3 separate regions of the Homo sapiens genome follow, and all the other regions are linked to region 2. The links are chromatin loops, found by intact Hi-C in ENCODE. Cell type or tissue: endothelial cell of umbilical vein. All regions are shown on one strand. Each heading gives the region's core, and the rest is flanking DNA. Links, peaks and the distances in the headings are about the cores only. Region 1 has its middle 47 kb from the start of MDFIC2. Region 2 overlaps MDFIC2 (MyoD family inhibitor domain containing 2). Region 3 has its middle 120 kb from the start of SAMMSON.

Region 1 (8,268 bases), core at 1,060-6,059, 110 kb after region 2:
CAAGAAATTATTAAATAAGTAATGCAAGCGTAACTTTTCAGAACCTATAGACATACTCTACAGATTAAAAGTATCCACTGAACACTCAGCATAAGGAGTAGGAGAAGTGGAGAGGTAAACGGCACACTCAGGCACATTGCTGTGAAATTCCAAACGAAGGAACTATTTCACTTGTTCCTTCAACAATCCTTTGAGCATGTAATCCAGGTTTTCTTATCACATTTTATTTATGATTCTTCACATATTCTAAAAAAAAGCTCATCAGAAAACAACCTAGCAAACTAGGAGAGACAAAAAGACATACATTTGTCATAATAATTAAAATGAAGTTTAAATCAATATACATCAATAGGATTAGTTCTGAAATGATTTGTTCCTTAAGTTTATATGAATCTGAATTCCTAACACTTGATTACTGATCTAACGGTAATGACTCAGTGACATTCATAAAAGCAGGTATTAATTTTTATTCAGTTTCTGAAAAAGTGAAATTGTTCCCCTTCATTAACTTTTTTACAAAATCATTGGCTTTTTATAGATTATAAAATAGTATACATTCATTTCAGAAAACTTAGAAATTATCACACGAAATAATATAAAAGTTACCTATTACCCCAAATCCAGCAATGACAACCATTAAGATTTTGGCATATGTTTTTCTAGTTTTCTTTCTGTGCCTACAAAACAAAACCATCAAATTATATAATTTAACCAACTTTAATCAACTTAGGTATACTAACAAAAATATTTCCAAAATGTGCTATACCCTAACCTGCCTAAATAAATAAATAATCGAATATATTTTAAAATTTTCTTGATAACCCTGAGTTCTGGTTACAAGTCCCACCAGTCATTTAATGACATTCTCAAGATCCACTGAGAGATGTCAGCTCCTTTCTCTGGTCTTCCATGGTTCCTCACTATTCTTACTTTTAAAATACTTGTCCTTTTGTTTTTTAAACAAAATATTTGTATTAAAAACTCTTAAACTTTTAAAATACCTATCCTTTTTGTTTTTTTGTAGGTTGTGTTTTCATGAATGAGCAGAAGTTAAATTGATGTTTCTTTCTGCCTTAAGAATACCAATCCCAGGCTGTCTCTCTTTCTAATTTGCTGTGGGCTGGGAAACCACATAGCTACCTTTATTGATAATCATGACACCACCCAGAGCAGTACTTACAGATGGCACTTTTTTTGAGCACTGACTTTATCCCAGGCAATTACTGTGATAAGTACTTTTAATCTTCATAATAACTGAGAAGGCAACTCAGGATTAGCAAATATTAAGTAATTTGCCAAAATGCATACAGTAAGTCACCTACTTTTGAAGTAGAATTAGTAGAGCCTGTAATCTAGAGAAGAAAAATTATATTCTGGGGGTTTTAACCAACTGGTGGGATGGTGGTGCTATTACAAACTTGGAACGTGCACCCCCAGTGGTAGGTGAGATGATTTTAGGATGCATTCTAATGGATTTTATGTACAAGGACATGGACATGAAAATAAACAACATTGAACTGCATAGCGAGAATCTCTGTTTAATTCAGCTTCCGTTTTCCTGATTATGTAAAGGAAAAAGTCTCAATGAGTGCTAATGTGTTTTTAATATTTTATTAAACTCAGGAAAGCATCTTTTTGGCAAAAAGAGAGCAGGCCTCAGATACAAAGCTTTTGGTAAGCAGTGGTTTCTAGACAGAATTTACTAACATAGTGCTTTTATCATTTATATTTAGGGTTAATGCCTATTTGTAAAATATGTTAATGATTTTCCCTTTATGAATGTGATGTTTTTAAATAAAATTTTTTATTTTAAAAGTTGAGTGGATTTTCAAAAAGTGAAATAATTACATGTTAAAATGAGAGCACATGGACACAGAGTGGGGAACAACACACACCAGGGCCTGCTGGGGGCTGGGAGGCTAGGGGAGGAAACTTAGAAGATGGGTCAATGGGTGTAGCAAACCACCATGGCACATGTATACTTATGGAACAAAACTGCACATTCTGCACATGTATCCCAGAGCTTAAAATAAAATTTTAAAAAAAGAAACATTTAAGAATGAAAATAATAATAATAACGTGTTCACAGGGCAAAAAAAGCATGAAAGTGACACATAAGTGATTCATATGACAAAATGTGTCAAATTTATATCCCTTTTATTTTAAAAGTAAAGAGTATTTTCTATTAATGGGATATGATTTTTCCTGCCTAGAAAACTGAGTATAAAGGATGATGAAGTGCTTTAAACAAAATGGACAACTTCTCCATCTTGACTCTTGTTGTGTTTTGTTGTACTACTTCTCTTAAGATTAAGTACCAGAAGGTCTGGTGTATCTGTGGTGTACTTGAGTCAGTTCGTACAGTTCCCAAGAAATGACTGTTAAATTTGCAGTGGTTTTGTGAGCCAATTGTTAAACATAGCCATTATCAAAAAATAAAGTATATTGACTTATAATACATAAATTACCTTAAAAAACAAAAGTAATACGTATTTGAAACTTACTGTTTCCTAATTATTTTACTACATTTTTGCCATTATCTTTACTTTTGTGACTATGTCCACTCTATCTGTAGGTTGGGAACATGACCTAATGGTGTGCTACCATGCAGCTCTTTCCAGCTCCATGTTCAGTGACTTCATATTGGTAAGTTGAAATCTACTATGGCATGAGTATTTACACTACAGAAATTGGCAAAAGCTATGATTTAGTGCTTTTTCCTCCTGAAAAGCTGGCCATTTAATATTTACCAGCATATGGCACGGTATAAGAGTTAAAGGAATGGAACTTCCATATCTCTGGCCAGGTGATCCCTAGTGCAATGCTTCTGGTTGTTGGCTCATGGAAGGCCTCTTTGAAAAGAAACAGATGGCAAGTAATTGAGAGCTCATTGGCCAGAAGTGGCATATAGGAGTTGTTAGTCATGTTAGAAATGAGCATTCTGTGGATTGGAAGCTCCACCTGTCATCTCCTAAATAGGGGTAGAAAATATATCTTCTGTTTTTTTTTCTTGTGAAAACTGAAGCCAACTTACTTTTGTTTATTGCATTGCTTTGTAGTTAAAATGTATTTATTTCAATAATTTCCTGGCAAGAAGTATTATTCTTCAAAAGTTTGATTACTTTCTTCAATGATGTGAACTTATTCTTAAAATCCATATAATGTAAAAGAAGCCAAAGTAGAGAGTGATGAAAATGTCAGTTGTCGTAACAGAATTTATGGCTTTGGTTTTAATACTAGGAGTGTTTTGCAAATATCTTGTCTCTTATCTTGTGCACACAGTGGCTCTTATTCAGCTGAGAGAGAGGTTAAGTGAGAAATGAGTTGGCTCGCCAAGGATAGATTTGTTCCACCCACCCCCAGCCCCCAACACACATATACACTCACACACACATACTCTGATGTTAATTTGATTTGAAAAAATATCAGAAAACATCATCATCAATTTCTCCTCTTGCAAAAATGATTATTCTTGCTTGACTGCCCTCTGCTGGAATTCCTGAAATACACACTTTGCCTCTACTTACAGGGACAAGTTGTAGGTGGTATGTAACTTAATGTGAGCAATCTTTTCAAGACGTAGTATGTGAAGAAGCCCAAGTACTCAAGAATAGAAATAAAACTGAGTTAAGCATTAAATGCTGTGGTCAAGTGTTGATTTAATTAACCATGAAAAATAGCCAGGTTTTGAATGGATCAAAGAAAACAATTATACCTAATGGGTGAACTGAAAACAATTGACTATTACTGAAAAAGAAGAATGCTTTAATTAAACTAAAAGTTATATCTAATGTTAAATGAGGTGGTTAGAAAAGCTCCACAAAAAAGCTGCTTAACTGCTGAGTATAATATGAGAGATCAGAAAGAGCGCTTAAATGTTTGTAATAAAAAATGCCACCTTATTAAAATTGTATCACTATTATTTTAAACTATCGCGAGCCTTTTCTCTGTTCTGTAGCTAAGCCGTCACACTTAAGACTATTCATTTACTTGTTTAAAATATTTAGATTTTTCATTTATTGCTGATAACAATTTATTGCTTATTGCTGATACAGAGATAGTGCTTTTTTCTACTTAATTAGATTATTTTTTGTTTTATTTAGAGAGAATTATTTTAGAGATAATAATGATTGCAATATCTCAGACCTTTATAATGTACTAGGTTAGCATATACTTTTCTCCATACTTGTAAGGCTCTCTGGAGTTAGAAGAATGCAGAGCAGTTGTCAAGCAGGTTGAGTTGGTGGCGAATTGGTGCTGTGAGACTCACACTTGAAGAGTATCACGGTGGAATATTTTTTACTATAAAGATCAAATCCTTCATCTGAGGAATTTGAGCTAGTAAATGGAACAGACTTCCGTCGGCGCATTTGCTGATCAAAGTCTAACCCTTTATTTTATTCACCATCTCCTTTTTATGTCATTGTCTATGTAAGAAATGAACAAGGGGATTAGAGAAGAAGGGAGGGAGGGGGAAGATAAAGAAAAGCCAAAGATTTAATAGAAAGGAGAAGAGCAAAAGATCTCCCGCCACCATTTTGTTTCATTCTTATGCCTCATATGGATTAAAACATGTAAAATTAAACTAGTAAAGTGCCAAGTTTTCCTAATTCAAGACACGGATTCTGCATCATTGAACGTTACAACTTAAGTATACAATAAGGACGGGACCTTCTTAGAAACAATGTTAAGTGGTTATGGACATTAATTCTTTTGCAGTAAAAGCTGATAACTATACAAGTAAGTCACTTTTCCTATTGTAAAAATGACTGTTATATGTTTTAAACTGAGGCACCAGGGGAAAGTAACGAGATTATAGAAACTTCCTTACTTCACCAGACTAAACGCACTCTATTCCAGCACCATCTCCCAGACCAGCAAACCTACAGCTATCATATTTCTTTCCCATACTGATTTGAAAGGAAAATCTGAAGGCAGACTAGGATGGTAGACATAGAATTTGATTTAACATTGTGAGTGTCATAAGTTGAATGCTTAATCATTGAATTTTTGAATGAGATATAACAATTGAACACTTCTCAGAGTAAGTTATGATAAAACATCATAATATAAATGGAAAAAAATTCATATTTTGGAAAAGTTTGTATGTGCTAAGCTTTTTGGAATTATGCATTTATATTTCAGAGTGAGAATATTAAAATATTATTTAGTCTAATATAATTCTAAATGAAGAAGCCCTATTTTATTAAGGGAGAAATATTAGCAGAGCATACATGTAATGAATAGCTATCATGTTTTGCATTATGAACTATCCCGTCACTGTGCTAATTATTTTACCAGCATTCTACCATTTAATTTTTTAAAACTCTATATGAGGTAGGTACTTAACCATCCCTGTATTACAGATAAGAAAACTCAGCCTCAGAGGCCCAAGGTCAGAGAGACACGAAGTGCTAAGATGGAAACTGTAATCCTGGGTTTTCTGACTTTAAGGGCAAAACCCTTAAAGACGTATTGCATCAGTGATGTCATCATTTTCTCTTTGAAAACCCCTGTAGTCTCCTTGTGAGTCATCATCCTGGTTGTAGACAAGGCATAAGCAGAACTCTGATCTCTTTAAGTACTTGGTAAATGGGAGTTCTTGGGTTCTTTTAATACATTGGCTAACTGAATGCAGTCACATCCGACATTTCTAGATTACCAATTTTCAAAGAATTATAAGAAATTAGACATACTACTGAACCACTATGGAAAGGAATTTTTATCCTCTTTGGATAAATTTCTGTTGTCTCTGGGCCGTCATCTTTGTTCATGTTTCCAGAAACCTATTCTGGGGAAATGATCTGACAGACAGCCTGCTCCCAGAGCAACAAGCCCCTTCCCCACTCTCATCTCGCTGCAGCATCTGCATTGGGCATGAGCCCGGATCCATATTTACGAGACATATGTAGACACTTTTCCCTTTCTTGGCAAATGCATAAATAGAATCCTAATGTCTACATGTAGGTACTATATAAATACAAAGTTGTGCATACTCTGTGGATGTCATGCATCATTTATCCATGTATTTTTAGCGTCACCAACACATTTACATATGCTGTCACGTTTCAAACTGCACCTCAATATAGTGCCTTTTTCAACATGAACTCGGCTGCAGGCAACATCATTCTTTTAACATTTTCACCGCAAGTGAAGATCAAAGAGCAAGAACATAAATCCAAAAATAGGAGACAAATTTAAAATAGGTAACACTTTTCTGAGATGCTCTGAGGATACTACAGGATTACCTAGAGCAGAGGACTGAATCTTTTGCTATATAAATAGATCCATGTAATTATTTTAATGTACCTATTATGCTTGGATTTCCCGAGATGAATGTTTACACCTTGGCTGTTGTCTACAGGGGATAAAGATATGCAAACCATCATTTACAATTCTGTGTTAAATGCCTGTAAAGTGTGGTAGAAAAAAGGGAAGGATTCTTTAAATATACTTGAAGAAGTCAAAGTCTTTACTTGGGGAAATAACATTTGGATTGACTCTCGGATGATAAGTGGTGGTTTAGATTTTCTTTTGTATCAAACATTTAAAAAGTTAGAAATAAGTTGACCTAACAGATCAAGTCCAAGATTAAACATTAGAAATTAATTGATCTAATAGGTAAAGTCAAAGATGTTTGAATTTCTCAACAGGGATCAGTCTTTGGGAAAACTAGAAGTAGTAGATAATTTGCCTTTCTTTCCCTTGTGGAGCCCAGAACACGTATGTCTTTGACCTTATGTTTCTGGTGTTCTGCATGTATAGAAAGTCTGTTTAGTAGGTTTATGGTAGAACCATACCAATAGTTTTTAAAGCCTTTTCTCTTGAGAAGCAGAACAATTTATTAAATGAAACATTTCATGGAATACTAAGTATGAAACAGATAAAGGCAGAGACTGAGTCTGGTAGAAGTGAGGAATAGAAAAAAAAAGACCTACAAAGTACTTTTTGACAATCCCTGGACTTGGTAAAAAAGTGTGTATGTGTGTATGTATGTATACACATGTGTATCTTTTTTTTACATCCCTGAATTGCTTCTTACCTACATATTCTGTATAAATAACTGTTACTAATACAAGAAGCTTACTCTGATCTGTGAAATTTTGGTAACCCAGGAAAGATCTGCTTTTTTTTTTTTTTTTTCTCCAGTGGCTGCTTCAGTAACAAGTGTTATGTATGGGTTTCAACAGTGACTCTCAGAGTATAGAAAACATGTTAGATGGAGTTTATCAGGCTCATGTCCAGTAATATTGACAGCATGGGGTCTGCGATAGAGCCCAAGTATCTATCTCTATGGTTGACATTGCACTCCAAGTAATTCTGATGCAAGGGTCTATAAGAGGCATGGACTAACAGATAGACCATAGTAAAGACAAAGGGGAATGAAAAAATAAAATAATAGATTGAAAGGTAAAGAAGAATAGAAAACAGGGAAATGAAAGCATATGGTAATTGCAGAAAGCCAACAAAACTTGCCTAGTGGCAGAGAAGGAATATACCTCAAAATAACAAAGGCCATATACAGCAAACCCACAGCTAACATCATACTGAATGGGCAAAAATTGAAAGCCTTTCCTTTAAGAACTGGAACAAGACAAGGATGCCCACTTTCACCACTCTTATTCAACATAGTCTGGAAATCCTAGCCAGAGAATGAGGAAAGAGAAAGAAAGAAGAGGCATCCAAATGGAAGAAGAGAAAGTAAATTGGTCCCCTTCGCTGACAACATAATCTTATACCTAGAAAAACCTAAAGACTCACACACACAAAAAAAACCCTCTTAAAACTGGTAAATGCATTCAGTAATGTTTCAGGGTACAACATCTACAGTCAAGAATCAGTAGCATTTCTATACACCAAAAAGAAATAGAGGAGGTAATCCCATTTACAATAACTATTAAAATAGAAGAGGACTATGTATGTGCATGAACATTTTTTGGGTGAACATGTTAAGGTTTTAGTACAAATTAACTTAGATATTTGATACAGTACTTTTCAAGAGTCATTTTAATTTGCAATGTCACTAGCACTGTTTGAGAATGTCCGTTTCCATGACCCTCATTAGCATGTGTGATTTATCTTTTTTTAAAGCTGTTTTTTACAGTTGTGTTATTGCATTGTCTGTGTGTGTGTGTGTGTGTGTGTGTGTGCATGACAGAGAGAGAGTGTGAATTATCTGTTTATGACGTTTTCCACACATGTATTGATATTTTCTTTTTATTTTACGTGAGCATTTAATATAGTATGAGCTGCAGATATATTTCTAGC
Region 2 (8,268 bases), core at 1,445-6,444:
GGATTCTTGCATAACGTTTTTGCAAACTGCTTTATATATATATATATATATATATATATATATATATATATATATACACATTCAAATGCAAAATAAAGCTCCCTGAGTTATGTAATTGCTATTCTTCAAAAGGACATCATGAAGGTTGACAATTTAAAATGTGCTCTTCCTGTCACCATCCAATTTTTTTGAATGTCTACTGATGGTGTTAAAAACAATCTCCGCAGAAGAGGGCTGCCATTGCCAATTTAGGACACTGGCTTTGTTATTAGCATAGGCATATTAGATCATCCTCTTGCTCTTCCTGCCTGCTTTGTTCTTTTGATATGGTAGGGAACTGAAATTGACAACAGCCTACATTTATATAACAATAACTTGCATTGTTAAATATATATATGTAGATAGACAGATAGAGAGTTCTTTTATTCCCAAAAGATATCAAAGTTCACTACACACCATAAAAAAAAACCCCACAGATATATGCAGATGCTTCTGGGATGAACCGTAGCAACTATTTAAAAGCATAAAGTATTGACAGCCGTAAGATTCTTGGAATAGTACATCACCATTTTTAATTTTTGATATTTTTATCTCCTTAGAAAATTTCTGTTTTGTTCACCAGGAGGAAAGGATAAAGGTCACACTTTGTTACTTGAGCAACATGTCAGAAACAGTTTGAACGTAAGCTGGAAAGAAACTGTCTAAGTCTAAATGCTTGAACAACACTGCTGTTGTAAACACAAGACCAAGTAGGCTGCTTGGTATCTCATCATTGTTCAATCCACTGGTCCACTGAAACAACATAGAGTGAACTCAAAGTGGGGAGTTTGATCATTGGATGGGCATCACTATACATAGGGCTATCAGACTTATCAAACAGAAACACGAGATGCACAATTTAATTTGAATTTCAGTTAAATAATGAATCAGTTGTTAGTATAAGGATGTTCCATGAAATACGAGGAACATACTTGATAACTGAAACGTATTTAAGGGGTTGTTGACAACAACCTACATTTATATAGCAATACGTGGGACACAATACTAAAAAAAATTATGGGCACTCTATATTTAATCTGGCAATCCAAACTACGAAAGCAAGACTTTGTGTATTCTTTATAAAGTAGACTATCATTGGTATAAAAAACATTTTTAGAGGGAAAAAAACCCAATAGACCTTTATTTTTTGTCACCCTTAAAACAACCCTACCATCTTAAATATTTGTAAATATGTTTTCTTCTTCACAAAATAGAAATAATATTATATTTAGACATGACTCTTTTTTCAATAATTCGTAATTATAGGTTCTGGATGGAATATTCATGAACAATACAAGGCTCAGGGCATATCATAATAATCAGTGAGTGGTCGCCTATCTGTTTCCATGACTACCACGAAGGATAGTTATTTTTTTTTCTTTAGTTTATTTTCCTGAATGCCAATCATAGTACCAAGCGCATGGTAGAAGATCAATTCATGTTGCTTGAATGAATTTATTCTTGGCCATTGGATTGATTTTTCTCCTTTTTTCTAACTTTGGATGACTTCCCTGTGTTTTCAGACATAATGGTAGTTTTACCTCCATGGTTTTATTTCCATTTTGAGATATTCTTCAGCAGATGCAAGGTGAAATTTGACACCTTCCTATCAGTAAGTTATAGGCTGTGTTTCTCTGGCAGTATTTCTTACAAGGATGAAAACAGAGGAGTTCTGAATGGTTAATGCGGAGAGAGTTAGTGAATAATTTTTTTAAAGCCCACCAGGAAGGTTGTATAACAGAAAGTTAACTGTGCTCTTGAGCACTTCATATGTATTCTTTATCATATAATATATATTATCTATTATATGAATTAGTTGAAAATTTTCTAGAGGAGTTTAAACATATAGGATTTTTCTATATTATACCAATTTTTTGATCACATATCAATGCCACAACTCAATTCTATTAGAATTTTAATATATAACATTATATCTCTTTTAATCTTCAGAATTTATGACTCTAATAGCACAAGGTAACTATTTTTATCCCAATCATCATTATCATTGGTTTTGTTTCTACTGTATACATGCTATGAGCATTTGCCAATGCAATATAAAGCAAGTGGGACCAAGGTAAAAAAAGAGAGTGAGACAGAGCCTAAAGGAAGATTCAAGGTTTCAAACACACAAAATAGGGTTATGGTCATTAAAAAAAATAGATATAAAAATATTCATGAAGCACTAAAATAATATCATAAGTTATTTTTTATAAGTTTCTGTTTTCTGTAGTAAAGAGATGTGTATTCTTTTAGATGAGATCAATCATTACATTCACAAATAAAGTAGAATTTAATGCTACAATGATCAAAATAAAAGTCTAAACAGGTCAATTCGATCCATCTTTGTAGTATTTGAAGGGTAGGAAGGAGAATGGTAAAGGAGATAGGCTAACATTTATTGAGTATGTATTAAATTCAGACACTGTGCTAGACAATGAGAGTAATGAACCATATTATTCTCTGTCCTGAAGTCTCTGACTCACAGTCTAATAGGACAGAAACATGAGTAAGTAAATAATTGCAAAGCATTGTAGTTATGTGCTATAAAAACATAGTATATTGTATAGATATGATCTTACGTAGAATATTATCAACTTTCTAAATAGATTGCAGGAATGTCTTCACTGGAGAAATAATGTTCCACCTCTGAAGGAGTTTATAAATGGAGAAAAAATTTTGAAAAGCATGTTATATTGAGAGCAAAATTGCCAAAAAGTGTTGGGTTATGAAGCAGAATTAGAAGCACACTGGTTTGAACTGGAGTGTAGGGTTCAGGGTAGAAAGAATGCCAGGAAATGGAACTTGAAAAGTAGGCATAGCTCAGAACTTGGAGGCTCATATATTAAACAAAGGAGAATTTAAAACAGGGAAAATACATAGTCAAATTTAGAAAGAGAATGTTGGCAGCAGATTGGAAGGGACAAGATTGGATTAGAAGAGCAATATTTAGGCTTTTACAATCAACAGTAAAGACAGGAGTTAATTAAAGCTTAAACAAGATGTTAATTTGCCATTGGAAATGGACAGAATAACCAGATTCAAGAGTTAGTGAACAAAAGAACTCAACAGCTCAACATATTGGAAAATGGTGATTAACCTGGTTAATATAAAACAAGATAGTATTGAGTAGGCTACCATGTGTGATATGTTTGCCAGTGGTGGCCTACATGACTCAATTGAAAGGAAATCAATTGAAAGGACTCACTGGATGGTAAATCTACTTACCAGGAAATGGGCTAAGAAGCTTTAAGACATTATTCCAATTGACAACTTCACTGTCATTTTATTTCCTAGGGAGTTCTATCCCATTCGGCTAAAGAATTGGAAGCTCAGAGATATTATCGTAAGTTCACAGTGCTAGGAAATGAGGAAGTGGAGGTCCCTACTCAAGTCCTTCTAACCACAAAGTCCCTGATCTTTTCTTTAAGGTGTGCTTCCTGAGGTTGACTTCAGATCGATGTGGATGTACACTTGGACCAAGTTCTACATTAGGAACACTTTAAGTGATTGATCTAGAGGTATGAAGTGAATCAAGAGCTTTGTGTCCTTAATATTTACTAACCGGTTTGAAGGGACAGAACTGGATTCATTCATTCATTCACAATTTATGTAGTGCCTTCTTTCTGATGGAAGTTATAATGTGAATTTGGAGCTACCTCAGGCTTCAGTGTCTAAGGGGGGGATCTATCATATTGTGCAAATATGAGCATTGATTGGAATGCAATTTAGGAGACAACTAACAGATACTACCATTGCTGTGACCTCTGCATCATAAGAAAAATAAATAAGCAGGATACAATTTCAATTTTTCCCTCACATCTTTCTCTTTCTGATTAATCATCCTTTCCCCTCTCTCTTTTATGCCTGCCCCTTTAGGTCTAAGTAAATTTTTTTTCTTAAAATATATCATTGCAGGTGCCCCTGCTGTGAAAATGGAAAGAAATGTAATGTTTTGGTCATGGGAGAGCTGCCAATTCCACAGTACCAGCACAGTGAGAGTCATCCTTCATTTATTTCCCGCCTTCCCCTTTTTCGGATGTTGATGAGACATTAGTATGGCGCGAAGCCTGTTTGCTCCTTGCTGCATTTATTTTGTTAAGATTAGAGTTGCTAAGATACGGTAGTTATTTCAAATTGTAACCACTGATGCCAGTGGTCATAAAATAAGATGCTGAAATTCCTTTATTTGCTAACGTTAATAAAAAAATTCTTGAGGGGGCAAGAGAATTTTCTGGCAAAAAAGGAACAGTACTCCAAGTGGCCTCTGTTATAGCACATAATTAGATCCACTAGCCTAGCTGGTGTTGAGCTATTTTGGTGTAAAATCTAGAGAGAAGTTCTGGCTTCGAGTTGTTTATTAAGTTATTCTTTTAAAATAAAGGGTGTGGTCAGGTTGTGCAAATTTTACATCCCTTCTTCTATTTAGTTGTTTAAGCCAGGGGATTTTTTAGCCTGTTGCTAGTTATTCTTCTCTGTTCAATAAATATTGTGAAGGATTTGGAGTTTTTAACACTTTCTCACAACTTCTTGAGTTGGGCCTCTTAATTCTTCTCATCTTGTGCTGCTGAAGCACCAAATCTCTCACGTTCTATTGATTAATTCTACTCTCTTAGGATATAATTTGTAACTTGTAATTTTACTATTGCCAGCGACATTTTTTAGGTAATTGAGAAGTCATGCCCTGTGTTTTTATTGTTATTGACAATATTCGGTATTTTTCTTTTAATGAATCTCACACACACACACACACACACACACACACACACACACACAAACACAAACCTCAGAATGATTTCCAACGAGATGTAAATCAACTCCAGGACATTTCTTTGAGCTTTTAGATAAATATTTTCAACTAATACTTAAAAGAAAAACCATTAAACTATTCGGGTGGAAAAATAGTCTCTGAGCAGCCAGTTTGGCAAAGGTTTGTTCAGCGAATGTGTGTAATTTCAAATTACGCTGTGTTTTTATTTCACAAAAATTTCCAGCTTCCCTAGAACACTTCAAATACTAATATCCAGAGTTTCCACTGGCAATTCTTTTGTTTGTCCTGGAAGCATCTTGCAATTTGGGACTAAGAAAATATTGTGTTCTCTTTGGATTTACAGACATAAACATATGCATTTCTTCTTCAGCACACAGTTCTTTTCAGGGAAAGCCAGGTTGAATGGGCAGACTGTCAAATAGTAAGAAGGCTTCATCAAAAATATATAGTACATTTGGCTGAAAAAAATGGTCTCCAATAAAATTTAATCTATTTAGAGAAAGACAAACTATTAAGTAATGACATCCCAATGTGATTTGATTAAAAGTAATATTTTGTGAAATCACCATTTAAACGCCTTTCCAGAGAGACTTAGAGAATATGCTGTACACGGTTGAATCGTATTCATTAAACCAAACTCGTAATACCCAGTGGAGCCTTATTGTACAACAGGCCTGTGGTTAATTGTAATTCCATTAGAGAAATTGCAAAAAGGTGGTTTCTGCCCACATCTTTGGAGACAGAGCTACTCCTCAGGTTCTGTGGTTATTACTGTCTCAGAATTTTGAGATGCCAATGCTTTGTAGAGTTTCATTTCTAATATCTGAGTTCTTAGAACTCAATGTCCAGAAAGTAAAGTGATTTACTGCAGTCTTCAGTCTTCATTTTCTATGTTCATTGTTCACCTATGCCATAATAGGGGGACTATCTGATTTTTTTATCTGACTATGCATCCCAAGATTTAAGGTTACAGATATATCAGGTATCTGTCTACTGGCATAATAGTGGGTATATATTAGATCAATGTATTGGTCTACACTTTTTCATTCCCTTAAATAGTATTTTATAGGCATAGCCTTGCTCTGGCCTCATGATGGTGGAGTGTACATTCCTGCTCCTTTCTGGAAGGCTTAGTGGCTTGACTTGGCCAACATAAACAATATGATGACAGCAATATACCTGCAAATTTAGGTTCTGCTTTTGCATTGAGAATATTATAATATTGCCATTACTTTTAATGGCAAAACCCGCAATTACTTTTGCCCCAACCTAATACCATACCTAAGTAGTTGCTCGTCTAAGGAAGATGAGGAACCTGTAGAACGGACCTAGGCACACCTGCAGCTTTGAGTCAAACCCTACTGCACCTGATTCAGATTAGCCAAACTGCAGCTGACTCATAGATAAGCAAGAAAGAAATAAATGCTTGTTGTTATTTGCCATTGAAATTTGGGATGTCTTGTTACACTGTAATTATGGCAATATTTAACCAATACAGTGTGCCAATTTTACTTCCTTAACTGTCTTCAAAACACGTGTTAAGGAACTAAAATTGAAGGCAAAACAAGTGCCTTCAATTCTGCATATGTGAGGAGGCAAAAGGAGTTTCTCCTGTTATTATTAAGTCTTTCAATTCTAAGCTAGCTCTGAAGCTGCAGCTTGAATTCAGCTCATATAGATCTGAAAAGTTTTAATAAAGTTATGAGTCATGTGTAATTGACCAATGTCCTGAACCTGTTACTTGGCAAAATTGAACAAAATGGGGGAATTCTGCAAACCCATAGTTTCAGTGGAATTCTTATCCAATGTATGACTTAGGCTTAAAGTATATGTATCGTATGCTGTGATTTTCCATTGGTGTATGGTGTGGCGTACAATTCTCCCATAAGCCTTTCATAGGTGTCACCCCATTTGCTTCAGTGTATGACTTTTTTAGACAATTGGGTGTTGGGGAGTGGGTCTTAACTGAGGACATAAACTATTGTGGTAATAACTGTCGATGGATTATGGAGTCAAGTGGTTCAATTAAGATGGGTCAGAGAGAATAATAAGTTACAAACGTGATTCAAGGTTACAATTGCAAAAGCTAAGTGAGGCTAGGCAAACAATATAAATCAATAAAGTGGGCCAGATAACAGGAATGAGATATCCATGGTAAACCGGAGAAGATGTGCCCCATTTATAGGAGGTAACTATTTGGTTCCAACTAATTTCATCATTCAGGCACTGTATTGCCCTATGTTTATTTATTTATTTTTTTAAATTGAATGCCTCTACATGTCAGGAACTGGTTCTGTGGATACATCAGTGAACAAAACAAACTAAACCATTAAAAAGAAAATCAAAAAGAAGGCCAGGCGCGGTGGCTCATGCCTGTAATCCCAGCACTTTGGGAGGCTGAGGCAGGCAGATCACCTGAGGTCAGGAGTTCGAGACCAGCGTGGCCAACATCGTGAAACCCCCTCTCTACTAAAAATACAAAAATTAGCCGGCTGTGGTGGCAGGCGCCTGTAATTCCAGCTACTAGGGAGGCTGAGGCAAGAGAATCGCTTGAACCCAGTAGGTGGAGGTTGCAGTGAGCTGAGATCACACCATTGTACTCCAGCCTGGGGGACAAGAGTGAGACTTTGCTCAAAGAAAAAAAAAATCGAAGAGAAACTAATACCTAAAATAAAAAAGTATTTTGGATTGTGATAAGTGCTAAAGAGAAAAATATACAGCAGGTGAGTGAGATACAACATTTTGGAAAATATGGTAGGGTCAGTCCTTACTGAGAAGGTGCCTTTTAGTGAAGTCCTGAAAGAAGTAATAGAGGGAGCCATGTGGATAGGGAAGACCATTTTATTTATGGGGAATGGGAAGTGCAAGGATACAGAGGCAGGGGTGTGCATGGAGTCCAAGGTGGGGGATAAATGTGCAAGGGGCTGAGTGGATAAAGTAGAGAGTGGATGAAGAGTTGTAGAATACCAGAGCCTTGGCTGCTTTCGGTGGGGCACCTTATTTCCACATTGAAAATGTTTCATCCAGCTGGGCACAGTGGCTCATGCCTGTCATCCCAGCACTTTGGGAGGCCAAGATAGGAAGCCTGAGCAACATAGCAAGACCTCACCTACAACATACAAAATAATTAGCCAGGTGTGGTGATGCACCTCTGTAGTCCTAGCTAGTCAAGAGGCTAAGGCAGGAGGATGGCTTGAGCCCAGGAGTTCAATGCTGCAGTGAGCTATGATAACACCACTGTACTGCAGCCTGGGCTACAGTGCAAAACCCCAACTCTAAAAAAAGTAAAAATACAAATAAAAAAAGAAAATATTTTATCCAGATGTTGAAATCTGAACATAAATACTCAATAAGACTATACCATAACCCATTTAGAAAGATGTGAAACTCTTGTATTAAATAAGCTTAAGTGAAAAAAATTCTGTTCCTGGAGATAAAACTTTTTAAACATACTAAAAATG
Region 3 (8,268 bases), core at 2,233-7,232, 130 kb before region 2:
TCTATGAGTCTACAGACATAGGAATTTATTCCCTTATTCTTGTCCCAACCTAGTTTCTCATTGAAATGAATAAACAAATGCTTTCTTAAACAACATTTGAAAAAACAAACAAAAAGACACATTGACTCTAAAATAATATTCAAAAGAAATCACTGAATTTGACCCCTCAGGGTGCTAAGTTGCCCAGTGTTGACATCTCAACCATGTCAGTTTGGATTTGTGAGTTAAGTTGGTGATATTTATTGGATGAGAACTTCCAATTTATCTGTTATTGAACTCAGGAACACATCCCGTAGGTCTTGTGTAAGTTTGGAATATGTACCAGAATTCTACATGTAAAGTCTTCCAGTCAAAAGTTTCATTGCAAAAGTTTTGCACAAATCTAATCACTAGGTTAAATTTCTGACACCCTCTTCAATTTTAAGGTTGGAAGATTTAACGAAAGTAACTAAATTCATGGCAAGAGAAAAGAGAGCAGGGAGATATAAAGAATCTAGCATTTATCTGAGCACAGATATTGGAAATTATTGCAAAGGGGATATAGAAAATGACTAAGTTAATGACTTGTTTTCAAGTTTTAGGAGAAGGGCGATGCTTTCTTTTTTTTTTTTTTTTTTAAAGAAAATAGTCTGCATTGCCCTTTTTCATTTTGTCATATTTTATTTTGATTTAAAATATTTTTCTGGGATTCTTTAGTTTTGCTGTATTCTGTGCACTTTCCAGTAAATGATCTATTTATTTACATGAAAGGCAAGATTCCGCAATGCAAAGGCAACACGAGAGACTTTTTCCTACCAATTTTCTAATGAAAGCCAGTGACAGTTTTTTTTTATTTGGTTCTAAGTTTCATTTGCTTAAAATGAAAATGTATTCTTAAAACTAAATAAAAAAATATCATATTATCAGTATTTCTGGCTGCAAGTGAATGAATACTTATTCTGAAAAGACCCGTCTGAATGGCCACTCTATAACTACCGTGTTTTGTTAGAAAAGTATATTAAAAAGTAGAAACAGCATCATGAATGAAGAAAAGGGATAGAAACAAAGTATAAAATATGTAATCTTTTAAAAGGACCTTATCAAGGAGAATCTTAGTGAAACTTTAAATGGGAGATTCATACAATCCCAAAGCTTTCTTATTTCCTATTCAATGAATAATTTACTTTTTAGATGAGATTCACTAACATTATTGCAGAATAACTGTAATTGAAAATTATTAAAGCTCTATCTTTATTGCATTTTAAAACTCGTGCATTTGGTGTTTGACCAGGTCTGCCTCATCATTAAGAGTTTTGAAGAAACGCAAAATCTCTGTCTCCCAAAGAATAAAGAGCAAAAACCTTAATTGCTTTCTTGTTTCCCACAAAGATGCTAATATGATGAACTGAATGTCAGGAATAATAAGATAAAATGATGGTGTACACCCTGGGAAGAGAAAATAAAACATCTTTTTATGTAAACTGTCACCAGAACCTCAAGGAAACTCTTTGCTCTTTCTCTGCCCTGATTTTGAACTGCTTCATTAAAAGTAATTTTGTTTTTCAGAAGGATAACACCCACATTATTCTATTAAAAATTTTAAGAGAAATCTTCAATTAAGAGGTTATTGTTGTCTGAAAGATTTTTCCATAGTTGGTTGGTAGCTGAAAATGTGATCTTCCCAAATTTGAATGGAAATATGACATTCATCATAGTTTAAAATAGATAAATGTCTTGTCTGTTTGAAATGCCAATGAACTTGATATTATTTATCAGATCCTTTGAAAATGTTGTAATTTTCAGAGAAAGAATTTTAAAAAGGAGAGAAATGAATCATCAATTCTTCTTGCCTTCAATTGATTGAAAAGTTAAATTATACAGAGATATTTATAGAGCCCTTGTTCCATGCAGTATTTTGTCTTTTAAGAGTTGAAAATAAACAAGGGATCATGGGCCTCAGTATAACCCCCTGATAATCTTCCTTTGCGTTGGTCTGGTGAGAAAGACCATAAAACCCACATCATTGGCCACCAATATCTTACCCAGGGCTTGTCCTGATCTCAATTTAGATACCTGCTTGGTCCACAGTGCAACTTGATAATTGTTTAGATACATAAATACATTTAAAGCACTTATAAGGAAATCTAATTTAAACCATTAACAAATTCTTTCTATGAAAAATATTTCTAGCTATTTATTTACCTAATAAATTTGTCCTCTGGATAATTTTTTTAATTTAATTTTATTTATTTATTTATTTTTTGAGACGGAGTCTCGCTCTGTTGCCCAGGCTGGAGTGCAGTGGCGCCATCTCGGCTCACTGCAACCTCCACCTCCCGGGTTCACACCACTCTCCTGCCTCAGCCTCGCAAGTAGCTGGGATTACAGGCACCCCACCACCACGCCCGGCTAATTTTGTTTTTTATTTTTAGTAGAGACGGGGTTTTTACCATGTTAGCCAGGATGGTCTCGATCTCCTGACCTTGTGATCCGGCTGCCTCAGCCTCCCAAAGTGCTGGGATTACAGGCGTGAGCCACTGTGCCTGGCCAGATAATCTTTTTCTTAATATGCACGGACAAATACACTTGGTTGCCAATTTAGACCATGAGAAGCACTTTGCAACTGAGGCAGTAGTGACCTGAATTACCAGATAGTTTCTCCATTGTTGTTACATTGTCTTTATGCCAGCAAGTTCAAATGTACCATTAAAAAGTTTATGTTGACCTGAGATGTCTGTTAGAATCTTTTTTCCCCCAACCTTTTATTTTGCACCCAAAATGTGTTCTGAGAAACGTTAATCCCCAGAAACACTCATCATAAAAGGATTTCAGGTCAAATAATTCTGTGGAAATCTGAATACTGAATTATATTTTGATTAAAAGGAGCATGGGAAAGGCTCTGAGAAGCCCTGCATTCTGTTCTGTAAAACAGAAATCTGTTCTGCATTGTTCAATGTCCCACCTCTCAAACTGATTTAACCATGGCACCCCGAGCCCTTTTTTAGCATCCAACATCTACTTGCTTCCTTTCAAACTAATGTTGTGGGGACCCTGCTGTGGTAAATATGTCTCAGTTAAACAACCTTTGTGAGGTAGCTGTTACCCCTATTTTACAGGTGAAGAAACTGAGGCTCAGAAGTTAAGTAACCTGCCCAAAGACATACTACTCTTAAGTGATATAGCTAAGATGTGAAGCCTCAAGTCTGAAGCCTATCCTATAATCTGGCAATGTGACCAGAAAATATGAGGAGATAGATTTGTTTGAATATATGGACCATTTCCAGCTACACTTAGCAACTTTATCTGTTCTGCTTTTCTGTGCACTCTTTCCTAGATTTCTTTTCTCCTCGTGTTCATGTCATTGGGGTTTTGTAAGAAAACTACTCTTATTTATTTATTATTATTTTTTTTGAGACGGAGTTTCGCTCTTGTTACCCAAGCTGGAGTGCCATGGCGTGATGTCGGCTCACTGCAACGTCCACCTCTTGGGTTCAAGCAATTCTCCTACCTCAGCCTCCTGAGTAGCTGGGATTACAGGCGCCCGCCACCACACCTGGCTAATTTTTATATTTTTAGTAGAGACAGGGTTTCACCATGCTAGCCAGGCTGCTCTCGAACTCCTGACCTCAGGTGATCCACCTGCCTTGGTCTCCCAAAGTGCTGGGATTACAGGCGTGAGCCACTGCCCCCTGACCGCTACTCTTATTACATACAGTATATTTACTTAGAAAACGGTAATTGAATTCCATGTAATACAGTAATTAGGACTGGGCTGAAATAGCACATAGAACAGAAAATTTTATAATAAATATATAATGGCACAGAGGAAAGAAAAACATGTACATTACCTCAAAGCTGGGAATGACATTCAGGAAAATATTGTGAGTCCATTGAGCAACATGAAATGCAGGAATCCACTTTCCTGGACAGACCATTTAAGCAAATTTCAGAAATATTCAAAAGCTTCAATTTTATATGTAATATTAAAATAAAGGTTATATCAAGAAAAATGTTTAAATACATTAAAAGATTCCTCATAGTGAGAAAAAATGTTTTTAATTTGTGTGTAAACACATTATCTATGTATATATCTTTATTCTCTATATATACATGTGCATTTTTGTGGTAAGAAAGCATGCACATGAATATACAAATATGCATATATATGTAACTAATACAAACAACCTTGTATTTGAATTGTTAAAATATCCATTTTGGTTATTTTAAATGTAATAGAATTTTAGATTCCTTTAATAAATGCCCAGTGGATAGATTTATTATTATTATTATTTTTAATTTCCTGCATCAGATCTAGGTCTTTGATAAATACCACAGACAACCCCAGAACTGTAGGATGGGCTTGACAGTTCTTCAATAAAGGGCTGTGTGGTTTTTTTTGTCAGTGTCTTCCTTCCAGTGACAGCTGCTTTGTTCTTTTCTAGTCAGATTTTCTAGTTAACACATCAAAAGTGTATCTGTGTACATGAAGTACGAAGAAAACAGTTCAAAGAGGTAAGAGATTCACTTTTAACTCTTCACCACATTTTCCCCACACTTGTCACGAGAGACACTTCATATGGGGGCTTTGGAATAAGGTGAGGAGTTCAGAATGGAACCCAGGGATGTATGGCATTTGGTGATTAGCATTTTAGAAGGCGAGTCGGTCAGCCAGTGCTCTGAGAGAACCCCAAATTAGCGAGAGCTAATCTAGGATGAAGAATTTGATTTTTTTCAGGACAGTCAAGCCCATGCATTTGATTGGATGCAGGTTTTTACATTCAATTCACGTCAAAGTTTGGTTTCTTCTCGCCATACCATGATGGCCCGCCATGATGACAGAAGCTGCCTGCTTCACGCATGTACTCTGGAGTGTTGCTCTCACCTCTGCCAGCAGGAGGAGCTCTTGCACTCATGTGAGAACTGAAGTCAGCCATGCCTCCATGCTCAAGCAAATGTCCTTGGAGGTGACACTCCAAGATTGTTTTTGACTGAGGCGACTAAACCTGAATTGGCAGTGAAATATTAAAAACGCAGGAGAGTATCCTCTAGCACCTAGTCTTCTCTTGAAGCTCTCTCAAGTGTCTGCTGAGTCAGGGATGCACTGAAGCAATGATCATATAGAGCAGTGATCCCCAACCTTTCTGGCACCAGGGACTAGTTTTATGAAAGACAATTTTTCCACGGACTGGAGGTGTGGGGGGATGGTTTCGGGATGATTCAAGCGCATTACATTTATTGTGCAATTCATTTCTATTATTACATCGTAATACATAATGAAATAATTATGCAACTCACCATTATGTAGAATCAGAGGGTACTCTGAGCTTGTTTTCCTGCAACTAAATGGTAAGCCGTATCTGGGGGTCATGAGAGACAGTGACAGATCATCAGGCATTAGATTCTCACAAGGAGCACGCAATCTAGATTCCTTGCATGTGCAGTTCACAATAGGGTTCGCGCTCCTATAAGAATCTAACGCCACTGCTGATCCGACAGGAGGCGGAGCTCAGGTGGTGATGTGAGCCATGGGGAGCAGCTGTAAACACAGATGAAGCTCCACTTGCCAGCTCACCTCCTGCTGTGCAGCCCTGTTCCTAACAGGCCACAGATCAGTACTGGTCCCTGGCCCGAGGGTTGGGGACCCCTGCTGTAGAATGCAGCCTTTCATCTCCTCCTCTCAGTCATACCTAGCATAAGCCCTGAGTAGGAGGATGTCTAGAAAGAACTCTCCATCAGTTGAAATGGGCCCATACTGTACTGTATCGTGTGTATGTTTGTAGTGTACCAAGCAAGGCAAAAAAAAATACACATTTACTTTAAAGAATTTTTACATTTGATCTTTTAACAAAGCATCAGAAGAGTCATCATGAGAAAAATAAAGACTTTCTTGGACTTTCTTCAGCTTCCTTTATAGTCGAGCATGGTTTTAAAATTTGAATTATGTAAGCTTTTCAGTAACTTGGGGCTTTGAAAGTCTTAAGCCGGCCCAAGCAAAAGCCAATACACACAGCAAACAAACAAAATAGTGCTGAATTTCCTGAGCGTCCACTGTGTTTCTGGTGCTGGTGCTGCCTTAGGCGTGAAGGAGACAGGACAGTGACAGGGCAGGGACAAAGACTGGTGGCCGACTGCCTGGAGTCAGCCGAGTCAGCTACGTAGCTTAACTACTTTAAGCTTGCATTCTCCCATTTGAAAGTGTGGATTCTAAGGATCCCCCCTGCACAATGTTGTTGTGTTTGAAGCGGGGTGTTACTTGGCACAGTCCAGGCACTTGGTATGAATCTCGTAAGAGACTCAGAGGGACACCACCATTGACCAGGGTCTCGACAGACCTGGGATATAATAACAAGTATCGATTTGGTGCCAAAAATTATCCTATTATACTGTTTGTGTGGGACATTTACTTTGGAATTAATAATAAGAGGTAAAAAGTATTAGTCATTGAGGATTTTATTTTCACTAATACTATGCAGTCTATAATCAGGAATGTGATGGTCTTTATAATTTTATCTCTTTCCTATTAATTTTCCTTTTTTGTAAGACAAAATTTCTCTCTGTCACCCAGGCCGGAGTGTAGTGGTGTGAGCCTGGCTCACTGCAGCCTTTACCTCCTGGGCTCAAGCAATCCTCCTACCTCAGCCTCTTGAGTAGCTGGGACTACAGGCGTGTCCACTAAGCCCAGCTAATTATTATATATTTTCTTTGTGTGTGTGGAGACGGGGTTTGGGGTTTTACCATGTTGCCCAGGCTGGTCTCAAACTCCTGGGCTCCAGCAATCCACCTGCTCGCCCTCCCAAATTGTTAGGATTACAGGCCTATGCCATTGCACTCAGCCCAATTTTCAATTATTAAAGAACATAAAGAATATAGATATGCTTATTAACAAATGTAAAATAACATTATGAACGTTTAAAACAGTAATAATTTAACATTAACTGTCAATAAGAAAACAAATAGTGAAAAAAACATGTTTTTTATTCAAGATGAAAAGCTGTGAAACAGAAGATTTTTCTCTATTTCAGGCATGTATTCCTTAAATTGTTTCTAGAATAGATAACTTTTGAAAGATTAGTTTTCTAGGTCTCAAAATAGGATTGTTTTGCAAAATAAGTTTTTTATCCTATAGCATAACTTTTGCATGTACTGTAATTAATAGCAATGCTTTTCAATTTTTAAATTGTCTGCCAAATTTTTCCAACCTTACTGTTCTCGAATGTCTTCTCCAATATTTTCTTTTGTATAGCATTCACCTCACCGTCCTAGGGCATTCCAAAGTGTGTTTTTTGCAGTGAGGAATGCTCTCCTTGTGGTTCCCAACTCTCTGGACTTCTAAATTACCTGAAATACTTAAAAATAGTCCCTAGCCCTTACCTGATAACTCCTAGATAAATAGTTACAGCCTCAGAACCATTCAGAGGGCTTGTTAGAGCACAGATGATGGGGCTACCCACAGACTTCTCATTCAGTGGGGCTGGGGAAGGGGCCCAAGACTCTGCATTTCTACCAAGTTCAAAGATTCTACTGATGCTGCTGGACTGGGGACATACTTTGGTAACCTCTATATTAGATCATGCCTTGCTGGTAAGCTAGTTTGTTTTGTTTTGTGTTTTTTGAGATGAAGTCTCGCTCTGTTGCCTAGGCTGGAGTACAGTGGTGTGATCTTGGCTCACTGCAACCTCTGCCTCCCGAGCTCAGGCAATTGATTCTTGTGCCTCAGTCTCCAGAGTAGCAAGGATTACAGATGCCTGCCACCACGCCTAGCTAATTTTTGTATTTTTGTAAAGACAAGGTTTTGCCATGTTGACCAGGCTGGTCTCGAACTCCTGAGCTGAAGCGATCCACTTGCCTCAGCTTCCCAAAGTGCTGGGATTACAGGCATGAGCCACCATGCCCAGCCGGGTAAGCTAGTTTTAAAGCACACTCCCTCACTCCCCAGCCCCTGACCAGGTGATTATGGCGTTCAGCCATGCTTGGAAACCAGTGTTCTGGGAATAGTTTACATGGCTTTGTCACTGCTCACATGTCACCTGGGCAGGGAACTGAGCCAGGGAGTAGAAAGCCTTTAAGGTGCCTTCAAGTTTGTAGGGAGGAGCAGATCCCCTCTCAGAGATGTGCAGATGTGTTGGGGGCAGGGAGAGTGCAGGAAGGTAAAGCCTTCAGGCTTTTGGAGGGCCTCTGAGGATTCCCTTTCCAGAATCATTTTAAGGTATCAGAATGAAATGGAGCCAGCATGTGTGAGGATAAATGAGCACCCAGCACAGGAAGTAGCATAGCAGGAATGCAGGGAGT

What was found. Peaks named below come from ENCODE experiments on the same cell type or tissue, not always from the same donor. Only the 100,000 strongest peaks of a DNase experiment are listed, where the experiment ranks them.
Region 1: it touches region 2 in a loop (4-fold over the local background); 4 of 110 quality-filtered maps call a loop at or near these places.
Region 3: it touches region 2 in a loop (2.0-fold over the local background); 2 of 110 quality-filtered maps call a loop at or near these places.

What each region holds. Positions count from the first base shown.
Region 1 is chr3:70,355,679-70,363,946 of GRCh38, forward strand. It overlaps a transcript of SAMMSON not described here. Among named protein-coding and RNA genes, the nearest start is that of MDFIC2, 47 kb to the left of the region's middle. In endothelial cell of umbilical vein, for the core only: a CTCF peak has its summit at 3,522 (motif pointing left); a DNase peak (open chromatin) is centred at 3,483.
Region 2 is chr3:70,245,640-70,253,907 of GRCh38, forward strand. All of the region lies in intron 2 of MDFIC2 (MyoD family inhibitor domain containing 2), which reads right to left. It also overlaps a transcript of SAMMSON not described here. Among named protein-coding and RNA genes, the nearest start is that of MDFIC2, 63 kb to the right of the region's middle. In endothelial cell of umbilical vein, for the core only: no CTCF peak of the experiment used is centred there; DNase peaks (open chromatin) are centred at 2,632 and 4,072; H3K27ac peaks cover 3,633 bases.
Region 3 is chr3:70,115,694-70,123,961 of GRCh38, forward strand. It overlaps a transcript of SAMMSON not described here. Among named protein-coding and RNA genes, the nearest start is that of SAMMSON, 120 kb to the left of the region's middle. RefSeq lists an enhancer at 4,753-4,972. In endothelial cell of umbilical vein, for the core only: a CTCF peak has its summit at 4,864 (motif pointing right); a DNase peak (open chromatin) is centred at 4,888.